Regions from separate parts of the Homo sapiens genome. Here region 2 is linked to region 1. The links are chromatin contacts, found by Hi-C in ENCODE. All regions are on one chromosome and are shown on one strand. Each heading gives the region's core, a stretch centred on a gene start or an enhancer-like site at or near the end of the contact. The rest is flanking DNA. Distances are from core to core; before and after follow the strand shown.

Evidence for each region. A loop is a pair of places that touch in the nucleus more often than their neighbours do.
Region 2: a map of OCI-LY7 shows a loop between it and region 1 (3-fold over the local background). The contact joins the enhancer-like site here to the promoter of PRKACB in region 1. A Hi-C loop is called at or near these places in 1 of 168 maps with a recorded cell type or tissue (OCI-LY7) and 1 of 37 single-sample maps with no recorded cell type.

Annotation. Positions count from the first base shown.
Region 1 is chr1:84,140,322-84,147,143 of GRCh38, reverse strand. PRKACB (protein kinase cAMP-activated catalytic subunit beta) reads right to left here and starts at 2,873. Exons shown (of 10, transcript NM_182948.4): 1 at 2,596-2,873. The coding sequence starts at 2,782. RefSeq lists a silencer at 2,805-2,854.
Region 2 is chr1:83,759,177-83,765,989 of GRCh38, reverse strand. All of the region lies in intron 1 of LINC01725 (long intergenic non-protein coding RNA 1725), which reads left to right. Among named protein-coding and RNA genes, the nearest start is that of LINC01725, 98 kb to the left of the region's middle. RefSeq lists an enhancer at 4,940-5,089. Within about 2 kb of position 4,754, at least 2 of the 41 ENCODE cell types and tissues checked have a DNase peak (open chromatin) inside an H3K27ac peak, as active enhancers do; they include OCI-LY7, where a contact is called at or near this core.

The sequences.
Region 1 (6,822 bases), core at 1,624-4,123:
TTGACCTATTTGCTTCTTAAAATACTGTAGTTAGACCTTCATTAAGTCAGCATTGTATAACTCTACACATTTATGATCAAAGGAAGATTAAAAAGCTAACTATAATAAATTTGCTAGAAAGAGAACTTAACGCATGTCAATGCTCTCATTCATTCTGAGTTGGAACAAAAAGCAGAATTCCTCCATGCTTTTCTTTGAACTTCATGTATTTATATGTGCATGCAATTAGCTGTTACATATTTATTTAATCAAACAGGAATTTCTGTTACTTAGTTTAATAGTAAAAGATGAAACACCTGAGACCACTATGTGGCCTTTGTTCTGTGTTTCTTCCTATACATAATGTCACTGGACACGAAAGAAACTTGGATTGAAGCATGCTGCATTTCATGTCTCCTAAATTGGTAACTGATCTTTATACAAAGGTTTATGAATTTTTTTTGTAAATTGATGTAGTTTCTATGCTTAGTTTATTTCATTATAAAAACACTTTAGGAACAAACATATTCAGTGTTTATCATCAGGAGACATTACATTCCCTTGTCAAATGAGTCATGCAAGTAAACTGCTTTAAGTAGCTTTGAAGAATGTGGTTCATATGAAACTTTGTACAGTCAGAACTCCTTCTATAACTCATTCGCCAAATAAATAAAAATTGTGTTTTCACCACAAAAATAAACCTTGGAATTTTGAAATGATCGGATTCCTCTATTTCAGCTCTATCAGTGTTTTCTCCTCTACAATAATACATTTCATAATAGGAAATTATAGCTTCATGCTACCATACTCATCCTTAGACATAAAATTATTATCTCTATTATGGTATTCAGGGATATAAAAAGGAGAGTCAAGTAGAGGAATGCTTAATTAATGAACATTCAGTTACTCTTTAAGTATTTCTTACATCATGCATATTATTTGCAGCGCTACATGGTTTGCTCCTAATTTTATTTGTGTACAAGAATCCTATTTGTTTTGACTTCACAATAAAAAAAAAACAAAACAGCATTTTATCCAATAGAAATCATGGCTCATGATACTATTTTCCATTACTAGATTTTAAAATATGTTTTAGAAAGCATCACAGATCCCATACATTTAAAAAGTGGTGAAAGTCTAGTTCAAACATAACTTTTAATTATTAAAAACCCCTAACATTCATTTATTTGAGACACTTTTACTAAACACCCACTATATGAAGAGCAGGTATTAATGAAACAGAAATTAATTCAATTCTGTCTTAATTCCTCATTTAACTTTAAATTAAAACATACTTGAAATGCATAAAAATAATTTCCAAAAGGATTTAAAAGACTGCAATTTAAAAGAATAGGGCAAGGACAATAATTAACAAGCTTTTGTTACATGGTAAAGTTTAATATTATACCACTATTTTAATATTCAACAGTTCATTAACTTGAAGATATATATTCATATTCCTCATCCATCAACTTGCTATACAGTAAAGACTATAAATAACCCAAAACCTTTTAAGTGGAAAAAATGCACAAATACATGTTCTTCCTCAATCTCCCAAAAATAGTTTGAAGAATGTAAAAAAATTTCTGATTTAGTAAAAAATTAATTCAAATAAGCTTCTATAACACTGTCAAGGTGCTGTATAAACCTAGGAGTAAATTTTGTAAGCCATTCTTGATTTTGCTGTTGTGGTTGTTAAGCTGAGTTTTCTTCCTTAACTGCTACCAAATACATAAACAGAAAGAGTCAAACGCTAGTGCTATTTGATGATCAAACAAACACACCAAAGAGGGCAAAAGTTTCAAGGGTAATTCTATTGTTCCTCTAATTGGAGTCACAGAAATACCTTGAGGAGGGTCCAAGGTGAGATGTAGAATGGCGGCACTAGTATTGTTTATATGTGCAATTTATCTTTTAGAGTGTATGGCACCAAAAATGGTTCCCCAGCACCATTTTAGCAAAGCTGCAAGTTCAAACATTTTAACATGCCTGAAAGAATGTGATTCATGCATAACCAACTTTTCCTGCATTTGAGTCATATGTATAAATAACATAAAATATAATTATAAAGTTTTTGATATCCATAATGTTATAAGTGTAAGAATTTAGATAGAATAATTATGTTTTATTTTAGAAATTCCTGTTTGTAAAACTGAAATAACTTTCTCACATGCATTTAAAAATAAAACCATGGCAAACACAATAGAAATGTAATTATAAATTCAAGAGTCTTGTTGCCCCTTTCAAAGTTTAAAGCTTATAAATACAAGACATTTTAAGAAGTAAACAGATGGTTGTTTCTGAAACTTAAGTATTTCATTTTTATGTAAGAACAACAAAAAAAAGTACATTAGAAATGATGTAAGAATTTTATAGAAAATCTTGTCACTGATATTGAACTTAGTCAAAAATAAAACCATACAATGATGAAAGCTGAATGATTCAGCTCAACTTATAATCAAGTTTTTATGGAATTCTTTCAACTTCATCTTGCAAAATGTCCTTGTGAAAATCAGAAAACAACAAACAAAAGAGGGTTCTTTATGTTTGATTGTAAAACTCCAATTACCATTTTAGTTGCTAGTTATAATGTATCATTTAAAAAACAAAACTTACTTGATCTGTCCCATAAGGCAGTATGTTCAGAGAAATGAAGGCTGTCATTTTCCAGAGCTGTTTTCTGATCATGTGCAGTACCTTTAGAGTGTCTATGAAATAACCGGCTAGCAAAACCTTCCAATTTCTGAAGAGCTGTAGTTGTACCTGTATACTGGTTACAAGGTGGTTCTCTATAAGCTGCCATTCATGTGCATTTACACTTTACTTAATGTAACTGCAAATGTTTCCAGAAGGAGCTCACAACTTCTTACACAGAAGCTAAGAGCTATGCATGTGTCAAACTTCCTGTTTGCAGGGTATTCAAACCACTACTGCTGTTCTGTTTCCTGTTAATATAAAACAGCACATTACTGAGCTTTTCTTAGCAAAACACTTTTCAGCTAGAGTTGAGGATTTTAAAAACTTGCAATATCTGCCTAAAAGGCTTTATGTTTGGGTGTTTTAATATTAATATATAGGCTAATGAGAGCATTAAATATAAAGCTTTATATATATAGTAGGCTAAACATTCTTTAAAAAGAAAACTAGTTAAACATGTATGACAAGTCTATGCAAACAACTGAAGGCCAAGCTGTCCTCCAAACACAACATGCTAAAGACAGGTTGTATTTTTTCTAGGAAATCAACTAATATACAGATTTTATGAATCCTTATAAGCAGCTAACTTTTCATAAAAAAAAACTAGTATGAAATGGGTATGAAAAAACTCTTGCAAAACAAATTTATAACACGTATAAATAAAACAATGTGAAATAGCACTTTAAAAAATTGAATGTTTCTAATTCATTGATTTAGGCCTAATACATACAGGAACTACATACACTTAGTATGTCAGTATTGCTTATCAAACTTATAATCTGCTGACATATGTCTATTACCAGGGGTACATTTTAAAACATTCTAAAATTTGAAAAGAACAAAATACAAGATTTAAATTATATAAAATCCACCATAGCAAGAAATTTCAATTGAGAGAAAAAAGTTCCTTCTAGTTGGCTGAGACATGTTAATTTTAAAACCTTACCACTGAAGACTACTACTTACCTAAACCCCTGATTTAGTGATCTCACTTAGAAACACCTCTCTATTTTTTTTTAAACGTTGTTTCACTCTGTCTCCCAGATTGGAGTGCAGTGGTGCGACCTCTGCTCACTGCGACCTCCGCTCCTAGGTTCAAGCGATTCTCGCCCCTCAGACATCCGAGTAGCTGGGATTATAGGCGCGCACCACCATGCCCGGCTAATTTTTGTATTTTCAGTAGAGATGGGGTTTCTCCATGTTGGCCAGGTCAGGAGTTGTCTCAAACTCCTGGCCTCAAGCGATACGCCCGCCTTGGCCTCCCAAAGTGCTGGGATTACAAGTGTGAGCCACCGCGCCTGGCCAAAACATCTCTTTTGATTAAAAGTAAGTAAAACTTGCCTTGTCAATTTTCAGGAAAGAAAGTAACCTGTGGCATTTAACAAAAATTTTGAGTACTTGTTTTTTTGACACTAAAGGATAAGAAATTTCCGTGGTTCTCTTTGGAAGCAGAGGGGAGGGGAGGGAAGGGAAGGAAAGGAAAGAAAGAAAAAGGTCTATCTAAAACAATCTATCTAAAAAAATCTTACTTCAGATTTACTGCCAACTGTTTGACAAACATAAAAAATAGAAACAATACTGATAAGTAAAATAAATAGGAACAATAATGTAATCAAATTAGGACTACATAAAAGGCCAATAAGAAAACACTGATTAGTGAATTTTGCCATTTAACAGTTCATTTGTGTATACTTTGTGTAATGGAATTCATATCAATCTAAACAAGTATGTAACAGTATCTATAAGATAAACTTAAATTTATAGCTTTATGTATAAATATTATGTGTGAATAACAGTTAACAAAACACTGACCAATGAATTTTGCCATGTAACAGCTCATTTCTGTATACTTTGTTTTGTGTAATAAAATTTTTATCAATCTAAACAAATATGCAACAGCATCTATATGACAAAATTCTTAAATTTGTAGCTTTATGTATAAATATTATGTGTGCATAACAATAATTTGTTTCTTAACATCTGGTAGTGCCTTACACAAAACAGACACTTATTAAATGTCTGTAGTCTTCAACAAATATCTACAGAGCATGGACTGATTCTGTAAGGGAAGAAGTGGATAAAATTACTGAATTCCCTTGATTTGCTCTACTGAAGGAAATTCTAATCATCTTCAAGGCTTAGTTCAAATGTCACCTCTTCAGTGAAGTCTGCCACATACTTCCTAGGAAAACAAACTTTGCTGCTTTGTTTTCACTGACCTCATAATATTATGTTAAAAGGTACTGTTTATGAATTTATATGACCCTAAATTGTGAGTTACTTGAATTCATAAATGAAATGCATGTATTACATACTCAATAAACATGTTAAAAGAAAAAAGTATTCACTCATTTTTAACAATTTAAAGGTCTAAGTAGAATCACCGAATACTTGAAAATGTTTGAATTTTATTTATGATGGGACCATATTTATAGATAATCCAAGAAGCACCAAGTTGCTCATATATAGAGACAAGAGTAATAGAACTGTTATCATTGAACTTCTCCTTTTTTCTATTTGTTACTAAATTTTATTCATTCTTTGAATTACATTTTTACTCAGTGCCAATGTGGACTTCTTAACTTCTTGTTTTCCCCGCTTCCAATTACCCCCTTTAATCATTCACCTCTCTGACATATTAACCTCCCCAAAGTATTACACTCATGGTATTCCATTGCCAAATACACAAACTAATCGTAACATTTCAGCTGGACCGTATTCATTTTTAACACATCTAGCCAGATTTTTTATTTATATTCAATGTTGCTCAAGTACAGAAGTTGCAGATTCCTAACTAGAACACTAAGATTACTTTATTTAAAACAATGCATAAGCTTTAAAACAAAATTACTAAAGCAAAAAGAGTAAACTTCACTAGATGAGTATCTTGAAAACACCGTATTTTAAATCTGCACTGTTTTAAAAATAAAATTGTTTCAATTTGTTATCAAGTCCTTCCAGAAAATAGAATATTTAATATTTAAAGCAATGTTTCTATATGTGGTAATGTGACCAGGAAGCTATTGCTATAGAAGTACTTCGGATATTTGATTTTTGATTAAGAAATAAAAATAAAAAGAAGAACTCTACTGGCATCTACTGCTAGAAAGAAACAACTGCAGTTTTAACTAAAACTATGAATTCCTTCATAACTGCAATTAACTTTAAGAAGTATATTGCTTGTTATTCTTCCTAGCGGTGTTTCCACAACTTTAATTCGCACTAAATGTCTCGCCATGCACCGAGAATTTACCAGAATAGCTTATCTTGTAGTTAAATAAGATTTTAAAACTAGAGAGTAATCAACTTCATGAGGTTGATTTTATTCCTCCTTCATTCTGCATTAATTTTTAAAATTATAGAAATTTTCAGAGTTGAACCAGCTTTAATTGCCACAAAATACCACAAAATATTGGTTTCTTTTATTTAATAATAGTGATGACACATTTACCAAGCACTTTACCACATATAAAGTGATTTACTCTGTAAAACCATTGTGAAATTACTGTAATGCACCTGAGATCCTTACAAATAAAGTAAGCAGCACAGGTATTATTATCCTTATTTTAAGATGCAAAAAAATAAACATTAAGTGACTTGCCCAAAGTCACCTAGGTCTTCAAACTCCTAGATCAGGGTTTCTTGTACTGCAAGACACTGATTACCACATGAAGTAAACATTTTATTTTTAAATGCAGTTATTTTCCAAATAAGAGTGAAGAAGTTGGGGTGAAAAAATAGTGGTGGGTAAGATTCATTCTTGGATATATTGTCCCAGGTCTGAAAATCTGCTATGAGAAGGTTTTAATTAAGACGGTCACCTATAGCCATAAAATTTCATTGTCCATGTTTCTTACAATCATCTTGGGGCCAAGCAGAACTATGTACTTTAGAGTTTAAAGGTTAAATAAAAGAAAAACATGAAAACATATTTAATGTGTAAATGATGTATGTGCTCCATGTAGAGGACAAATGACATGACTATAACTCCTGCTATTCAAATAAAGGTTTTAGGGTAATAGTGTTGCTTTTTCCAGAATGTTATATATAAGTGGACTTATAGACTATGCAACATTTTCAGATTGGCTTCTTTCATTTAGTATAGTATGGCAATTGTGATTTATCTATGTTGTGTATCTTAATATT
Region 2 (6,813 bases), core at 3,505-6,004, 380 kb after region 1:
AGCAATGTATGGAATATTTTGGCAATAAGATAAATTCAAAACAAAGAGACTGCTCTTGGATTTTCCAGTGTTTAAATGAAATCCCTAATTTAAAATTTTAGATTAATTTTGCATTAATACTATCAGTTCTGTTTAACATTGATTTAGATCATATTGAAATAAGGTGAGAAATCATTACCTTGTATTGATACAATCTATTTTGGGGAACCATAAATGTCCAATTGGCTGTCTAAATGCCCTTTGGTTTCTAAGAGGCATGTAAAAGGCATTCATATAATGCGATACATTTTACCATACTCATCTCCACAAATGCAAGCCCTATTGCTTTAAACTGGATTTACTGGAATCCAGATGCACAATCCTGAGAATTTTCTTTAACAGTAGTCACATTGTTGAATACAATATTTCTTCTTCATGATTTAAGATAAACTATGGCACATTCCACATGAAAAAGCCATTTGTAGAATAGACTTTAGATTATGATTTTTAAATACAAAACAACAGCCACCTCTGTCCCTCCAACAAAACAAAACAAAACAAAACAAAACACTGTACCATTGTGGAAAAAAAAATTGCATTTGGTAGGTATCAATATTGTGCGTATAATTTGAAAAAACAGAGGACAGTTTGTTCTTTCTCATACTAAGTTTACTTTGCCTTTTCCCCTGCCCCATAAATAAATGCTAGATGTTTGCTCTAAGTAACGTTTAACTCAGCTCAGGAGTGACTTCTACGAGCAGCCAAATGATTTGTATTGATTTTGATTTCTACATTTGTAGAAAGATATTTTAGCAAATCTTTTGGAAAGAATAAAATACTCCAAAATCAAATTCATTTGTGATTAATTGCAGAGTCAAATATTTTAATTTTAGCCAGGAGAAAGATGAGAACAAATGAAGAAATATGAAGATCCGTAATGAAAAGCAATAAAATAATCTAAGTGAATCATTTTATTAAAATGGTTGTTTCACTATAAATAAGGAACCATAAAAAATACAATTTGTATATTCTGTTACAAAAAGCCTCACTGTAGGCAGCCAACTACTAAAATTTTATATGAAAAAAAAAAATGCTCCCCTAAGGAAATGTGCGTATCTGCTGTTTCTTTTTAACAAAGATTGAGATGCTTATAAAGAATTTAGCAAAGACTTCTAAAAATAAAACCTTTTCTGCCATCCTCAGCCCCTTCACACACACTGTGTATGTGAGGGCTTGTTTTTTGGTTTTTGTTTTTGTTTTTTTTCCCTATTCACATTGAATTGCCTGATTCCAGTTTAAATTGCTAGTCAGTGTTTCACAGCTTTGCACAGCACTTTCTAACCCTTTCCTCTTGGGTATCTCTATTTGAAATGAAGCTTTACTGTCTCTTATACACCCGAAACAAACAAGTGTACCTACTTGATGGTTTAATTGTAACTGGCTAAGCTGAAAACAATGAGCAGCAAGTTCAGGAAAAAATGTGTGGGACACAACCAGCTGAAAAAACTAAAACCCTCTGCAGAGATGCAAATGATATTTTATTATTTGAAACAGCTGCCGTGTAGCCTTAGACACTTTTTTTTTTTTTCCTGCAGATTTTTCCTAAATAACTTCATGCTTGTGTGGTATATCCTTTCATGCTTTCCCTGGTGACCAAAGCTCTCATGCCATTTACCTTGCTCCAGGTAATTTGGGGAAATACCACAGACTTGTGTCATTACAGAGTCTGTATAGTTGTTTGGCTGCTAATTGATTCTCAAAGGAAGCAGACTGATGCTGTCACTCCGATGTGATGTTAAAAATTCTTCCATTTCAGCATGCTTATTTTAGCAAAATTAAAACTGCTAGCTGAATGGATATTTGACTGAAAAAGCTTTTACAAAAAAGGTTATCATAAATATTGTCTTTACGAGTCGAAAAAAGAAACCTGTGTAAGTTTTCAGGACTGAGGTGCTCTTTTTTACTTTTTAAATTTTTTACTGTGGTTTTAGCTGTTACATACTTAATACATATATTATGATAAAAATTAGATCTGGGTACTTTTAACCCATGGTTCAAGAGGATTCATGCCCTGTAATCAGAATCTCAGAGGACAGTGTAATAACTAGTTGTTTTAAAAATGGTTTCATGTTTCCTAAGTCTTTACCGGGTAACCCTGTTTTTAATGTCAGTGTTGTCATAAATGCTGGGACATAATAAACTTCCACATAGACATGTCCTTACATTAAAAACAGAGCCTGGTGTCGATTTTTTAAAGGTACATTATTCCTGTGAATGGGTTTATCAGCAGTACAACGACATTACAAGACAAGCTAAGCCATAAAAAGGATTAAGTGGCACTGTATAATACTGATTAAGTAACAGAGCAATACATGCAGTTGTGAGAGTAACTAGTGCTGCCAAGTCTTCTGAAACAACACGGTCATAAAAGTTTACTTTCCTTGCAGACCCAACTTTTTCCTCTGGGGTCTTCTCTAACAATATTCAAACATCAGCTCTTCTACAGTCACTAAATTCTGCCTGCATTGAAAACCGTCTTCAACAACAAAAGCCAATTTTAGGTCTTCCTGTTGTAATAATGCTTCTGTGATAGGTGGACTAACCTCTGTTTAATTCTGCCTCTGCCACGTATCAGCTGAGTATGATTCTTAACCTTTTCAGTTTCCTTATCTGTAAAATGGGGGTCATGAGACTTAAAACGTTGTTATGCAGGTCAAAACAGATAATGCATAAGGTGCTTAATACAGACATTAATTCTTATTAAGGAAGATAATTGTATGTCATTTTCCCCCCAGTGATAAATATGTTTTGAGAAATAGACCTGCTTTTGTTCCTACAGAGATATCCTTATTATTTTATTCTTATGACAACACCCCAAGAATATTCTAAAATATTCTAAAAAGAATACTCTTGGGGTGTTGTCATAAGAATAAAATAATAAGGATGTGGCAAATAACCCCAGAATATGTATAATGCTGTGCCCTAGAAAAGGGGCCCTGCAAATGGTCATTGATTTAGATTACATGAAATTTAATGTAGGTGCAAAAAAGATTTCAGATACATGCACCTTTAAAATGCTTTTTATAAATGACTTGAATTATTTGCCCAAAGGATATGTTTAATGTAAGAATATTCCAAAACTGAAGTTATCTCACTGAAGATTCCTCACCTGTCAGCTGCTTACAAGAAAAGTTCATCCAGTTCAATTTTTATGTGAGAGATTAGTTTTAGGAGATAATTTCACCGATATCAGTTGAAATGCTTTTCATATGGGCCATGGAGTGTTATAAATTCTAACTTAATAAAAGGCGAAGGAAAAAAATTGCCTGTAGATTTCACACATGGAATCTATTCCACGTTGTTTTTGCTAGTTTTTCCAAGACCCCGAGGGGATCCAACAACAATAGGTTATATTGAGTGCAATTAGAACCATAATGCAGAAGCAAGTAAATTAGGGCAGATGTTGATATTTCAAAACTAGTCTGCTTTTCTTACATTTGGACACAATTCACGAGATGCATTGAGAAGTACTGTGATTACTGACAATGTCTCCTCTTCAATATATCAAGACTGTTTACAGAAAACAGAAAAAAGCATCCATTAGTGCAACTCCAAAATCTTACCCTAAACAATGTTATTCTATTATATGGTAAGTGTTGTAATTATGTAACTGCACCCACAATTGGAACCCTAGATTTTGAATGTTTAAATTTAATTCTGCATGTCACCTCTCTGGGTTATGCAGCAGACAGATGTGAGCCGGAATGGGGGGCAGTGGCACTGGAGTTGGGACCAACAGGGTAGATAGGGTGAGGATCGTTGAGCAATGCTTTGTTATTAGACATCAGTGTGTGCTGTCAATGGCTTAGTGAAGCTGCTCGTGATTTGGGAGGGGCTTCTCTGGCCAAGCAGGACAGAAACCAAAGGAAAGAAGGAATCATAGTGGGAGTGAACAGGAGGTGTGGAGGGGGTCAGGGTGGTCAGCGCTAGTCTGCAGAGAAGGAAGGTGCCTTTTAGGAGGAATCAAGCCGGTGGAATGCAAATTCAACTGGGAATAGAAGCCGGAGCCTTGGAGCAGCTTCAGGGAAAACTACTCTCCAGTTTTCTGTCTAAACAGCATAGCAGTAGAGGGAGCCAACCCCAGAGGACTTCTGCAGCCAAAGAAACTCTGAGTTGGGGGGAGTATATTTTATTTTTATTTATTATCACAACACGGACTATAAATTTTAAAACCTATTTGAGTAATTTCCCTGCAGAAGAAATCTGACTCTGTTCCCACAGCCTCCCTTCTCTCAAAGTGCTAAGTGTGCCACAGAGCATTTGGAATTCTTCCTTCAAAGTTCCAGGTTGTCCAGCCCCTCCTACCACTGCAGGTCTCTCTTGGTCCTGCTGATACTGGAGCTTATTTATGAGGGCTGCTGAGGGGTGGGTGGGCAGGGGGACAGCTGCCAGGGCCTGCCCCCCACCATGGGAGATTTGTGGCAGGTGGAGGGGGAGGCGGATATAATGACCATTTGCAGACAACCTATTTAAGCAACTGTTTGTTATACAATAAAAATTACTCGGTGGCTCTGAGCATGAACTCTCCAAGGGAGGGTGCTGTGGGAGGCAGTTGGAGACTTTGTTTTAATCAAATGAGCAAGCAGGAGCTTAGGGCTTTGTTGCGAGAGGGGATGGCTTTGTGGCGGCCTTTCTTGCTTCCTCCTGGCTTCATTTGCTTGTCAGGCAACAGTGTGGCCCCTGGGGGACTCCCCTAGATGAGGCAGCTGCAAAAGAGAAAGTCTCTAGAATTGGGAAGTGGTAAGTGTAACTCAGAATCTATAGGGAGGGAGCTGGGCAGAACAGTTTTGTGAAGCACCTTCCAAACACACAGGTAAAGGTAACTCCTTTCAGTTATACACATTTTCATAAGAACAGGAGCAAATAATATTCATGCCATGTCCTAACACACCCTAACGTACACTGAGTCTAAGCTGTAGTAACTGACAGAAGCAGCAATTTCCAGAGCCAAGGACCCTGAGAACTGAATCTCATGAGCCTCTAGAGGGGAGAACCAGGGGCCAGTGGTAGCAGAGCTCCCCAGGTGAACCCAGGCACCAGGGAGCCTCCAGATTGCTGCACAGGGGACACAGCAGCTCCAGGAGACAATCTCTGAAATTCCACCAGCATCCTTATGTGTCTGCATACTGCAGGAGAATGTTGGTGTCAACACACTCTGACATCAGAGTGTGATGTCACACACTCTGATCCTCATCCCTGGCTCCAGGACCCCATAGCCTGAAATGATTTTTAATACATGCTATTTGCTTATTTCAAGGAAAAGGGTCAATCGCTGAGCAAGAGGAAGGGAAAGAGAGTCTGGAGCATTTGAGCAATAAAAGTGAGGTCAGATAAAACCCTAGCATTGCAGAGCTTGCATACAAGCTGGATTTCTCTATGGGTTTTTACACCAAACAAAAGACAAACAGTTCGTCTACCCATTTGGCCATGGGAGTTGCAGGGAGCACAGTTCTGGCAGCCGAGCTGGGCTGTGGAGAAGCTAAGTTCTCTATCATGCCTAGGGCTGCCATTTGGGGCTGCCCACCAGCTTGTCAATCTCAGTGCATGTAAAGCTAGTGATTAGAGGACTTAGTCTCCGTAGCTCATCTCTTTGAAGCTGATTCCCCACTCAGAGACTCTCCCTGCTGTAGAGAGACTGGAGTCTTCCGCAGGTTCCTCCTGCAAGCTGTTCACCCTGCTTTGTATTATTTCTTGGCGTTTGTATGTACCCTGCTTGCATCTAATGTATATTTATTCTCAAGGACCGAGAGCCTCAGCAGGCAGCTGAAGTTTAAGTGAGTGAATGGCACAGCCGCACTGGGAAAGATTCATTATCGGTACATTTCTAGGTTATTTGACGTGGGAGAGTTTCAGCAGTTTATCTGGTGAGGAGAAGGCAAAGTGACAATGTGGGAACCTCTTCTGATGTGCAAAAATGTGCAGCCGACACAGGATTGCCATTTATTAAATCATAAATGTAATGCCAGATTTTTTCCAGAGAACAGCAGGGAAAATAAATACTTGAGGCGTGGGCCAGTGTCCTAGAACTAGCCCTGGGTCCTGTCCATCACTCAAGCCACCTCCCAGGGACTCCGTTTCTCTAGATGAGCTTTAGCTCTCTTAGCGGCAACATTATGAAGCAGAGTTACTAATATGACTCTTTTGAATATGAAAAATAGAGAGAAAACCCTTTTTAATCTTTGTTTTTATGGCTGCAAACATGATTACATAGAGGAAAATCAATCCCAATGGAACAAAATGGATAATACAAAGTAATTGATTGGCCTTTATCATTTTCCATTATGATATTAAAATAACACCATAATATCAAGCGGCAGCCACTGATACATAAAGGAAAACCGGAGATGATTATGTCTAAGGGTAATCAGGTCACGGAAGTGTGAAGGTAAGATAAATAAGGTAAATACAAAAATGAAAAAAGGCTTAAAAGAAGCAAAAGGGAGTTGGTGGCAAAGAGGCTACATAATAGAAGGGAGATCTAATGTTTGGAATATCATTAAGCAGTAAGCCACGAGAGACAGTCTATTGCAGCTGTGTGATTGCAGTATGTCTCGGTTGGTGTCCCAAGCCATGGGGGCAAAAGCTGAGTGACTTTAACTTCTCAGGAAGTGCAATAATCCTTTCAGAATACAGTGCCTGCAGGCCTACTGCCATCAGGCTATGAAATTTAGAAAATGAAATAGAGGAAGCATTTAGCTCTTCGTATTTCCCAGGCACTAATGCCACCAACATGGCATCATAAGCAGCCACTTAGAAAACCTTCATTTACAGCCA